Linked DNA regions of Homo sapiens: region 2 is linked to region 1. A link is an interaction called in ENCODE POLR2A ChIA-PET data of the cell type or tissue named here. Cell type or tissue: A673. All regions are shown on one strand. Links, peaks and the distances in the headings refer to the core of each region. The heading gives the core; the rest is flanking DNA.

Region 1 (5,385 bases), core at 109-5,108:
ATCAAGCAAATCTATTACACAGTAATAATGCCGTGCTGAATCCAGCACTTCTATTGCCTACTAACAAGCATATACTTAAGTATACCACCCAAATTTATAAATACGTTTAGCTGTAGACTTTGTACAAATGCATTTTTATGTGGAAGATTAATATATAAAATAGGACAAAAAAGAACTATTCTTAGGGGTTGGGGTATTGGGGAGATGTTGGTCAAAGGACACAGAATTTCATTTAGGGGGAATAAGTTCAAGAGATCTCTTGTACACCATGATGACTATAGTTAACAATATATTGTATACATGAAAACTGCTAAAAATTTTAAGTGTTCTTAACACAAAAAAGTATGTCAAGTAATGCATATGTTAAATAGCTTGATTTAGCCATTCTACGATGTATGCATATATCAAAGTGTTGTGTACCATAAAGATATAATTTTTGTCAATTAAAAAAATATTTTTAAAAAACTATTTGGGTGAATTAGAGTGAAAAGCCTAGAGAGACTCTAGTCTCTCTTTTCACTCAGAGTTCTGCAGAGTAAACTGCTTTGAGCCACCATCTGAAAGTCAACATACTAAATGTATTAATATATAAGATGTAAGAACTCAAAAAGGTATCACTGTTGATATCTCAAGAACTTAAATTTGCATGTAAACCACAGCTTCCTAAAAGTACGCAGATTTTTACCTCAGTAATTATTTCCTAACATTCTGTCCATGAGTAAATGTTATGGACAGACGGTCCAGTAAACCACAGACACTAGCAGGTGCCGAAACATGTTTTCTTTCCTCTCTCTTTCATTTCACTCTTAATGTTGTAAAAGTACAATGTGAACACAAATTCCTCATTGAGATCAACTTATGTTCTCAGGCCTTGTTAGTACTTAACAAAAGAAAAACTTCTCACCTCCAGGTTAAGATAAAGTTCTCCCAGAAAGAGTACAAATGCATGAAATCGTTTTCGAGTAACTTCATCCCCTTTTGCAGCTTGATCTTTAACTTCATATTCAGTCCGACATCTAATTAAAGACATATCTTTTATAATCTCACATTGCTTTGCTTTTTAAATAGTCAAACAAAATAACCATTTGTCAGTTTGGTTGTCCACAGCAAGAGGCAAGGACAATGTCCCAATGCTCTTTCTACAATAAAGAAACTGTTCCTGACTATTGAAGAGGCTAGAATATACACCATCTTTTCATACTAAGTCTCCCAGTTTGAAAAAACTGATAGTTTTATTTTCAACGATTTTTATCAAATTTAATATGTTTAAGCAACATAGGTGTAATCTGATTCACAGCATACTGGCAGCCCAAAGAGGGGAGAGAGAGCCTCACCTTGTCTTATAGGTTTTTTACTAAGAAAGCACTGATTTTACCCAAATTGTCTCTGTAATTTTTTTTTTAATACTACAACTTTGAAAAGGATCTTTAAATACACACACACACACACACACACACACACACACACAACCTCCAACTGAAAATAAAATGAATTGTTTTTAAGTCCATTATTCTTGTAATTTCCATTATACGTATCAGAGAAGTACTAATGTGAGGAAAAAATTCCCCCATTAAAACCACAATATAGAAAGCACCGGACTTGTTTTCTATTTCCAATGAGACTGACAGCTTCAAATAACTGATTTTTCCTTGCTCTCTTTGCCCCTGACTTGACCCATTTGCTTCACACAGAGGAGAAAAAGAAGAAATCCTCTTCTTGGAGCTTATTGTCAGTCATAGTTCCTACAAGGTAACTAAACTAGGCACAATAATCCTGTCACTGCCTTCATAAGTGAACTACAGTGTCAGATATTGTTACTAACATAGATTTTTTAAATGGACTGTAAAAGTTTATCATTTTGTTATTAAGTATTTGTAATCTTTATTGATAAGGTGAGAAAACTCTGGGAAAGTAACTTGCTTCACAAAACTGGTTTTGACAGTTTTCCTTTTCAAGACAAAGGGAAAAGCTATGGGTACTGAATGGTTTCCACGCAGCCAGTTTAGGTTGACTTTGTAAACAATTTTTAACAAAGAAAAAATAAATTACCTCTTGTTCAGTAATTGACTCTGGGTCAGTTTGCCAACCACGAAACCCCAGCACAGCTTACTGTGCTTACGTGGCCAATTCCAATGTTTACGAGGTATATTAACTGAGCAACATCTTCTGTTTAAGTCAAATGTGGTAAGATATTTGTTATCATCTTGTACATATTAAATTCCTCATCAGAAAAAAGTTGGGATATTTATAGATAGTACATTCTGGTTAATAATGGAAGAGATCAGTTAATTAATGCCAAATCAGTTATTTAAAAACACCTGTTGGCTGCTTTTCTGTTACAACTTTGTCGGTAAGAGTTGATGAAATAACTTTTTTTTTCATAAAATGCTATGACAGACTGTACGTTAGGATATGATTATGTACATGCAAACAAATACCTACATAATTGACTAGGTGAAAAGTCAAATTTTTAAGCTAAAGATTTTCAATTATAAAAGCAATGTATGTTTATTTTGGAAAGGTTAAAACAGAAAAAGTATAAAGAACAAAGTCACCTGCACTACTACTAAAAACAAGAGATAACTGCTGTGAAGGTAACTTCCGTTCCATCTTTTTCAAAGTATGTATATATTTTTTAAAGAGGTAGCAGAATTATGCTTTGCTTTTTACTTGTTAGCTCACTAGTATTTCTCTACATTATTATTGACAGGATTACAGTACTACAGAAGCACATATGGTGGGTAACAGTCAATGAGAAGAGTGGGTCTCAATCATAGCTATACAGTAGAATCACTTGGGAAGCTTTAAAAAACCATGTCCTAGCTCCACCTCGTCTAATTACACCAGAATTTCAAAGGGTTCAGACAGGATCTCGGCTTTAAGTATCTAGGTAACTCTAAGGCACAGCCGGGGGTGAGAAGCACTGAAAAATATGAGTGAGCATTCCTGGCGTCCTACCGCCTACAAGTACCCACTCTGAATCTTTACAGAAGCTATAATTTGTGTTTCTTTAATTATAAGTATGGTTAGATATCTTTTTATAACTTTGACATTTGTATTTTTCCAAACTGTATCTATATCTATTTGGCGCTATTCCAAGTATTTTCATTATTATTATTATTTTTGATACGGAGTCTGGCTGTCACCCAGGCTGGAGTGCAGTGGCGCGATCTCTGCTCACTGCAAGCTCCGCCTCCCGGGTTCACGCCATTCTCCTGCCTCAGCCTCCCAAGTAGCTGGGACTAAAGGTACCCGCCACCACGCCCAGCTTTTTTTTTTTTTTTTGTATTTTTAGGGTTTTTTTTTGTTATTTTAGTAAAGATGAGGTTTCACCATGTTAGCCAGGATGGCCTCAATCTCCTGAACTCGTGAGCCGCCCACCTCAGCCTCCCAAAGTACTGGGATTACAGGCATGAGCCACTGTGCCCCACCTATCATTTCACTTTTAATAAGTCTCTGACATATTTGGGATTTCAGCACAGAGAGTGAGATGGGAACTCATCTTTTTTTCCCAAATGACTATCCAGTTATGCTACCAGCACAATTTATCCTTTTTATCAAAAGCTTGAATTTTCAAGGGTCTCTGGGGTCTACTTCTAGAATCTTTATTCTGTTCCACTGCAGTTTAACCACACAATGGAATGCTTTGCAATCATTAAAAGTCACTTAAAAAACTAATGGACGAACTATAATAAACTTGAAGATAACCTTGTTACTGAAGACATCAAATTATAAGAAAACTAGTTTTCTCTAAATTAGCTTATAAATTGAGTATTATCTCCAAAATATCTAACATACTAGCAAGACTTGTGTAATTTCAAACACTGATTCTAAAGTTCATTAGACGAAACAAGCATAGCAAAGAATATTTGACAGGCTGGGCGTGGTGGCTCACGCCTGTAATCCCAGCACTTTGGGAGGCTGAGGTGGGCGGATCACTTGAGGTCAGGAGTTCGAGACCAGCCTGGCCAACATGGTGAACCCCATCTCTACTAAAAATACAAAAATTAGCTGGGCATGGTGGTACGCACCCATCATCCCAGCTACTGGGGAGGCTGAGGCACGAGAATCGCTTGAGCCTCAGAGGTAGAGGTTGCAGTGAGCCAAGACTGAGCCACTGCACTCCAGCCTGGGTGACAGAGCAAGACTCGGTCTCGGAAAAAAAAAAAAAAATCCCACAAAAGAACAAAAAACTAATTACCCTAAGATATTTTTAAAAATGATAGCTTTTGGCAGTGCAGGGTGGCTCATGCCTGTAATCCCAGCACTTTGGGAGGCTGAGGTGGGTGGATCACATGAGATCAGGAGTTTGAGACCAGCCTAGCCAACATGGTGAAACCCGTCTCTACTAAAAATACAAAAATTAGCCGGGCATGGTGGCGGGTGCCTGTAGTCCCAGCTACTGGGTAGGCTGAGGCAGGAAAATCACTTGAACCTGTGGGAGGCAGAGGTTGCAGTGAGCCAAGAGCGTGCCGCTGCACTCCAGCCTGGGAGACAAAGTGAGACTCCATCTCAAAAAAAAAAAAAAAAAGCTTTTTAATAGCTATTGTATGAATTGTATGGTAATAAAAAGGAACAGAATAAGTGATAAATGGAATGAAAATCCAGAATCAAAACCCAAATAATGCAAGTGTGATAAAAGTGGCAATTCAAATCAATAAGGAAAAATGGATTATTCACTTTTATTCTAATCTAAATAAAATTAGATCCTTATTCAAACCAAAGCTACCAAAGTAATAAGAATTACATAAGTGTTTATTTTTAAGATCTTGGAAAAGGAAAGATCTTTCTAAACACAAAACCAAATTCACAGACCATTACAGAAAAAAGACTGGTATACTGAACTATAAACTTCAAATATAATGCACATAAGAATAGGCTGCCCTATTCTTTCCTGCAGCTTTTTATAATATATGGTCTGAGGAATGGTCAAATTCTAGTATATTTAGAAGTAGTTTTCCTTTAATTTCACATTTACACTGACCTTTGAAGTAGCAATTGGCGGAAGTTGCCACTCTGTGGGCTAATTGTCAGATGATGGGACAGGTAATTACACAGGCGAGCTCCCATATAAGAGAAATTTGGGATAGATGTGGCCTTTTAAAAAGAAGAAAAGTGTTATATGACATAGGTACATCATTATTAATGTAAATACTTAACAGCAACATTCTAAAGAAGAAAAAATTGACTCCCCAAACTGACCATATATACAAGTCTTTTGTCATTGTTAGGCTTAAGGAAATTAAATTCACTTTCCCTCCCAACCTTACAGCAAGAACCACAATAAGTACAAAAAAAAAAAAAAAAAGAAAAAACCCATCAGTTACCTGAGGCTACCAGAAAGCGAAGAGATAATGTCTCCTGATGCTAACCCATTTTTTGCAG
Region 2 (5,385 bases), core at 55-5,054, 310 kb before region 1:
GCAACCTCTGCCTCCTGCCTTCAAGCAATTCTCTGCCTCAGCCTCCCAAGTAGCTGCGATTACAGGCGTCCACCATCACACCCAGCTAATTTTTGTATTTTTAATAGAGATGGGATTTCACCATCTTGGCCAGGCTGATCTTGAACCCCTGACCTTGTGATCCACCTGCCTTGGCCTCCCAAAGTGCCGGGATTACAGGCCTAAGCCATTGCGCCTGGCCACAAGTGGATTTTTAAAAGGGGGACAGATACAAAAAGAGTGGGCTGATACAAAGTTGTTTTCCAGGAATTCTCATTCATTTACAGAAATAACATTGATTAGCGATTGACTATATATTCTTAAGCTACAGTGTCAGGGTTATAGTGGCCAGTGTGGAATTATTAGTTTAGTTTTTAGCTAATTGTGGCAATAGCAAGCAGTGTCAACAGATGATTGCATATTGCACCACTACACTCCAGCCTGGGCAACAGAAAGAGACCCTCTTTCCAAAAAAAAAAAAAAAAAAAAAAAAAAAAAAGATAACTACATAGCTCAAAAAGGTGTGATTACTGTCTTATTTTGATACCTCTCTCTGGACCTAACAATTAAAAGGACTTGCATTCCTCAGATAAAAGTTATTTTCTTTTTTTTTAAGTTGAACAATTTTAATTAAGTTACTCGTAAGCAGTAAAATTTTATGCAGTTTCATGAAAAGTCCCATGTTTCACATGCTTAAATTATGGTTCATTGTCTTTACTTGAAGGTTTTGAAGGTGGGACCTTCTTCTGAATCTTTCTAGTGGTTGAATAAAGTACATATTCTGGGGTGCTACTCACAGTGAATTTATGGCTTGTCCAAATAAATTTACTAGCAATAGGTGATTTTATAGGAGGATCTTCAGTCATACAGTGAAGCCAATGAAGCCACTCAAGAGGCACCAGGCTTCCATCCACATCCCAGGATGTGCTTCTGCCATTCATTTCAGTAGCGTATATAACCTCTCTGTGATGGCCAGAAAACTGCTTGTTATCTTCATAGTATTTGCTTCCTTATTTGTCTTCAAAGTCAAAAAGGGTCACCACCCTTAAGAAGCTGACAGCCTGACAAGAGAGACAGCCTGATATAAAAGTCATAACTGTACAAAGTTGTGGAGAAAACCACAATGTTAACTGCAGGTGTTGGAAGTACAAAAGAGAACTCTACATGGTTTATGGTGAGTGGGTCAGTGAGGGAAGCTTCCTGAAAGAAGTATCACTGAAATGAGTCTTAAAGGAGCAGTAGGAATTTGCAGAACGTAGGAGCATGACTGGTGCCTTCAAGTAAGAGTGGAGGAGACCAGCATGGCTGGAGTGTAGTTTCAAGGGTGTGATTGAGAATGACTTTAGGAAGGATGGGGACCATATTGGGCAGGGCCTTGAATGCCCTTTTAAGGGTTTTAGCTTTTACTCTAAGTGAGATGGGAAGCCATCAAAGGGTTTTGAGTAGAGAAGTGACATGATGTGATATTTTTAGAAGGATCTTTCTGGATGCTTTGTTAGAAACAAACCCTGTTAAAGGTGGGCAGGAGGCAGGGAAGGACAGAGGCTGTAACTGTAACAGGATCAAAAGCCAGTAGTGGCTTACACTTGATGGTAAATGACTGTGTTCTGGAAATATTTTGAAGGTAGAGCCAATGGGATTTGCTGACAGATTGGTGTATGAGAGAGAAAGAGGAGTGAGGATGTTTGGCTTCAGCTAGAAGGATGTCTTGCCATTTACCAATATGGGGAAAACCGTGAGAGGAACAAGTCTGGAGAAGAAAATCAGAAGTTTAGTTCTCATACTTTAAAGTAAATATGAGAGATTACTCCCCAAAGGACAGTAGTTTTTCCTAAAGAGGAACTAGATGGAGGACATGGTGAAGATAAAGTCATCTTCTGAGTGTCAAGTATAATGCACTCAGCATGATGCCTGTGATGGCAGGTAGAGTGGGTGGATGAACCCCTCAGTGCATGGACCCTGCTCTCAAGGACAGCTTGTGAGGAGGCTTAACTCACACAAATGAGCTAGAAAGATATGAAGTCAAGGACCAGATTATGGGATACAGATCTCAAGTGGCACAGGATAGTAGCAGAGGGAAATGTGAGTGTGGTAGTCAAAGTAGTCTGAAGTAGTCAAAGAAGGCCTCTAGAAGGCAGTGGGGGCAGGAGCCGTCCTCACAGTATGGGGATGACTTGGACAGAGTGGAAAAGGGTCAAGATTGTGAGAACAAGCAGGTTCCATTTGGGGCACAGATAATCCGTGCCTAGCTGGAAGAGTTGCTGGGAGGATTTTAAAAGAATTGGTTCACCGGGCGCAGTGGCTCATGCCTGTAATCCCAGCACTTTGAGAGGCCGAGGAAGGCGGATCACCTGAGGTCAGGAGTTCAAGACCAGCCTGACCAACATGGAGAAACCCTGTCTCTACTAAAAATACAAAATTAGCCCGGCATGGTGGCGCATGCTGGTAATCCCAGCTACTCGGGAGGCAGAGGCAGGAGAATCGCTTGAACCTGGGAGGCAGAGGTTGCGGTGAGCCGAGATTGCGCCATTGCACTCCAGCCTGGAGACAGAGCGAGACTCCGTTTCAAAAGAAAAAAATAATAAAATAAAAATAAAAAATAAAATAAAAGAATCGGTTCTTGGCACATAGTAAGCACTTGATAATAGATAGCTAACAATATTTCTTATACTAGAGGAATAGCTGGAGATAGAACTGTGTAAAACTCTCTTGAATCCAACCCGTCTTCCATATCCCTGTGTTTCCCACTCCTTTGCTACCCTTTGCCCTTTTTCCTCTCCTGGGTTGTCCTCTAACATTTCTAGTAGAGAACCTTCAAATATGACTTTCTAGGTTGTCTGAGGGGAGAAAGGGAATTGGGCTATGCTATTTCACAAGTCCATCTAGGGTTTATTATGAGTTTTTAAAAAATTTATTATTTATTATGGGCTTTTATTATTTTTATGGGTTTTATTAATCTCATCCATGTGGATACTACAAAGGTCCAGAAGGGGGCAATGTGACACTTGGACTTAAGGGTTTTTTTCACAAATGTTTTGGAATTCACCCCATATTGTCTAATCCAGGATCTCAGAAGGGCAGGGCTGGAATGATCTGTAAACATCATAGGTTCCAACATTCTCACTTGCCAGTAAAGATACTGAACCTAGAGAGTGGAAAAGACTGGCTCAAGGTCACAAAGACATTTCGTGGGAAAGCTGAGACTGTAACCATGTTCTGACCCTGAGTGTATATTATTCCATGACCTCACTTGGTTGTTTAATTTGGGGGAATCTCCCTCAGAAGCACAGTTTCTCAAAACTGTGTCATTTACTGATAACTTTTAAAGGAATTAAATTCTCATAACTCCTTGGTTGAGACCTTTTTTTTTTTTGACTTGGAGTCTCGCTCTGTCGCCCAGGCTGGAGTGCAGTGGCACAATCTTGGCTCACTGCAACCTCTGCCTCCTGGGTTCACGCCATTCTTCTGCCTCAGCCTCCCGAGTAGCTGGGACTACAGGTGCCCGCCACCACACCTGGCTAATTTTTTGTATTTTTAGTAGAGACAGGGTTTCACCGTGTTAGCCAGGATGGTCTCGATCTCCTGACCTCGTGATCCGCCCACCTCAGCCTCCCAAAGTCTTGGGATTACAGGCCTGAGCCACCGCACCCGGCCGAGACCTGTTTTATTGTAAATAAACATAAACAAAAATTTTACATTAAAGATACTGAAAATGTACAAATATAAAACTCCAGTTTAAATTTATTTTCCCAACCAGGTGCTGTGGCTCACTCCTGTAATCCCAGCGTTTTGGGAGGCTGAGGCAGGCAGATCGCTTGAACCCAGGAATTCAAGACCAGCCTGGCCAACATGGCAAAACCCTGTCTCTACAAAAAAAAAAACCCTAAAAATCAGCTAGGTGTGGCAGGGCACATCTGTGATCCCAGCTACTTGGGAGGCTGAGGTGGGAGGCTCTCTTGAGACCAGGAGGTGGAGGTTGCAGTGAACTGAGATCGTTCCACTGTACTCCAGCCTGGGTGACAGAATGAGACCGTGTCTCAAAAACAATTAATTAATTAATTAACTTTCTTTTCCTTAAAGCTCGTATACATATAAAGCAAAACGAATTTTACTGAGTTAAGCACACAAAAAAACCTTCAAACCAATGAAATTTAGATTAACAGTATTACATGAAAAATATAGATGATACTGTTTTGTCGAAATTAATTTGCTACTCACAAGTGAATATAGTACTTTTTAAAACAATAACACGCTTACTTGCTTCACCTTAGTTTCTTTAACATGACCAGTCCTCAATAAAGACTTTTGGGCCAGGTGTGGTGGCTCATGCCTGTAATTCCAGCACTTTGGGAGGCCAAGGCAGGTGGATCACATGAGGCTGACCTGAGTTCAGGGCTAGCCTGGGCAACATGGCAAAACCCCGTCTCTACTAAAAATACAAAAATTAGCCGGGCGTGGTGGCAGGAGCCTGTAATCGCAGGTACGCAGGAGGCTGAGGCAGGAGAATCGCTTGAACTGGGAGGTGGAGGTTGCAGTGAGCTGAGATCGCGCCATTGCACTCCAGCCTGGGCTACAAGAGCAAAACTCCATCTCAAAAAAAAAAAAAAAAAAAAGATTCTTTAATTTAATTTGCCTGAAGGTATAAATAATTGGAAATACCTTGATGTATCAGAAAACTAAAATCAGGAATCTCTGTCATTGGTCCACTGTACTTTATATCTACCTATCTAAACCTTTATAGGCTATACAGATAGATGTAGACAAGACAGATAAAATCTGTCTCTATTTATACATATTCATGAATATCAACCTATATCTGTATCTTTTTTTTCTTTTTTAAATTTTAGCCTTTTTTTTTTTTTTGAGATGGAGTCTGGCTCTGTTGCCCAGGCTGGAGTGCAGTGGCACCATCTCAGCTCACTGCAACTTCTGCCTCCTGAGTTCAAGTGATTCTTCTGCCTCAGCCTCCTGAGTAGCTGGGACTACAGGCTCATGCCACCATGCCCAACTAATTTTTGTATTTTTAGTAGAGATGGGGTTTCACTATGTTGGCCAGGGTCTCGAACTCCTGACCTCGTGATTTACCCACCTTGGCCTCCCAAAGTGCTGGGATTACAGGTGTGAGCCACCAAGCCCAGCCTAATTTTAGCCTCTTTTTTTTTTTCTTTAAGAGCGAAGACTTCCTTTGAAATATCTCTACCTTTACCTATAGATAAACAGATACCAATTACATATAAATTTCAAGTTATAAAACTAGTTATACATGTTATAAAACCTTCAAACAACCCAGAAACAAATGGAGTAAGAAATGAAAGCCCTCTTGCACAAACATTGGGTTGCCATAACAAAAGTTGAAACAATAAAGGC

What was found. Peaks named below come from ENCODE experiments on the same cell type or tissue, not always from the same donor. Only the 100,000 strongest peaks of a DNase experiment are listed, where the experiment ranks them.
Region 2: POLR2A ChIA-PET joins it to region 1 with 5 read pairs; 2 of 35 experiments call an interaction of 5 or more read pairs at or near these places.

Annotation. Positions count from the first base shown.
Region 1 is chr5:43,538,020-43,543,404 of GRCh38, forward strand. PAIP1 (poly(A) binding protein interacting protein 1) reads right to left here. Exons shown (of 11, transcript NM_006451.5): 4 at 4,985-5,097; 5 at 905-1,016. Among named protein-coding and RNA genes, the nearest start is that of PAIP1, 16 kb to the right of the region's middle. In A673, for the core only: no CTCF peak of the experiment used is centred there; no DNase peak of the experiment used is centred there.
Region 2 is chr5:43,224,774-43,230,158 of GRCh38, forward strand. The region is part of intron 1 of NIM1K (NIM1 serine/threonine protein kinase); the gene reads left to right. Among named protein-coding and RNA genes, the nearest start is that of NIM1K, 35 kb to the left of the region's middle. In A673, for the core only: no CTCF peak of the experiment used is centred there; a DNase peak (open chromatin) is centred at 3,028.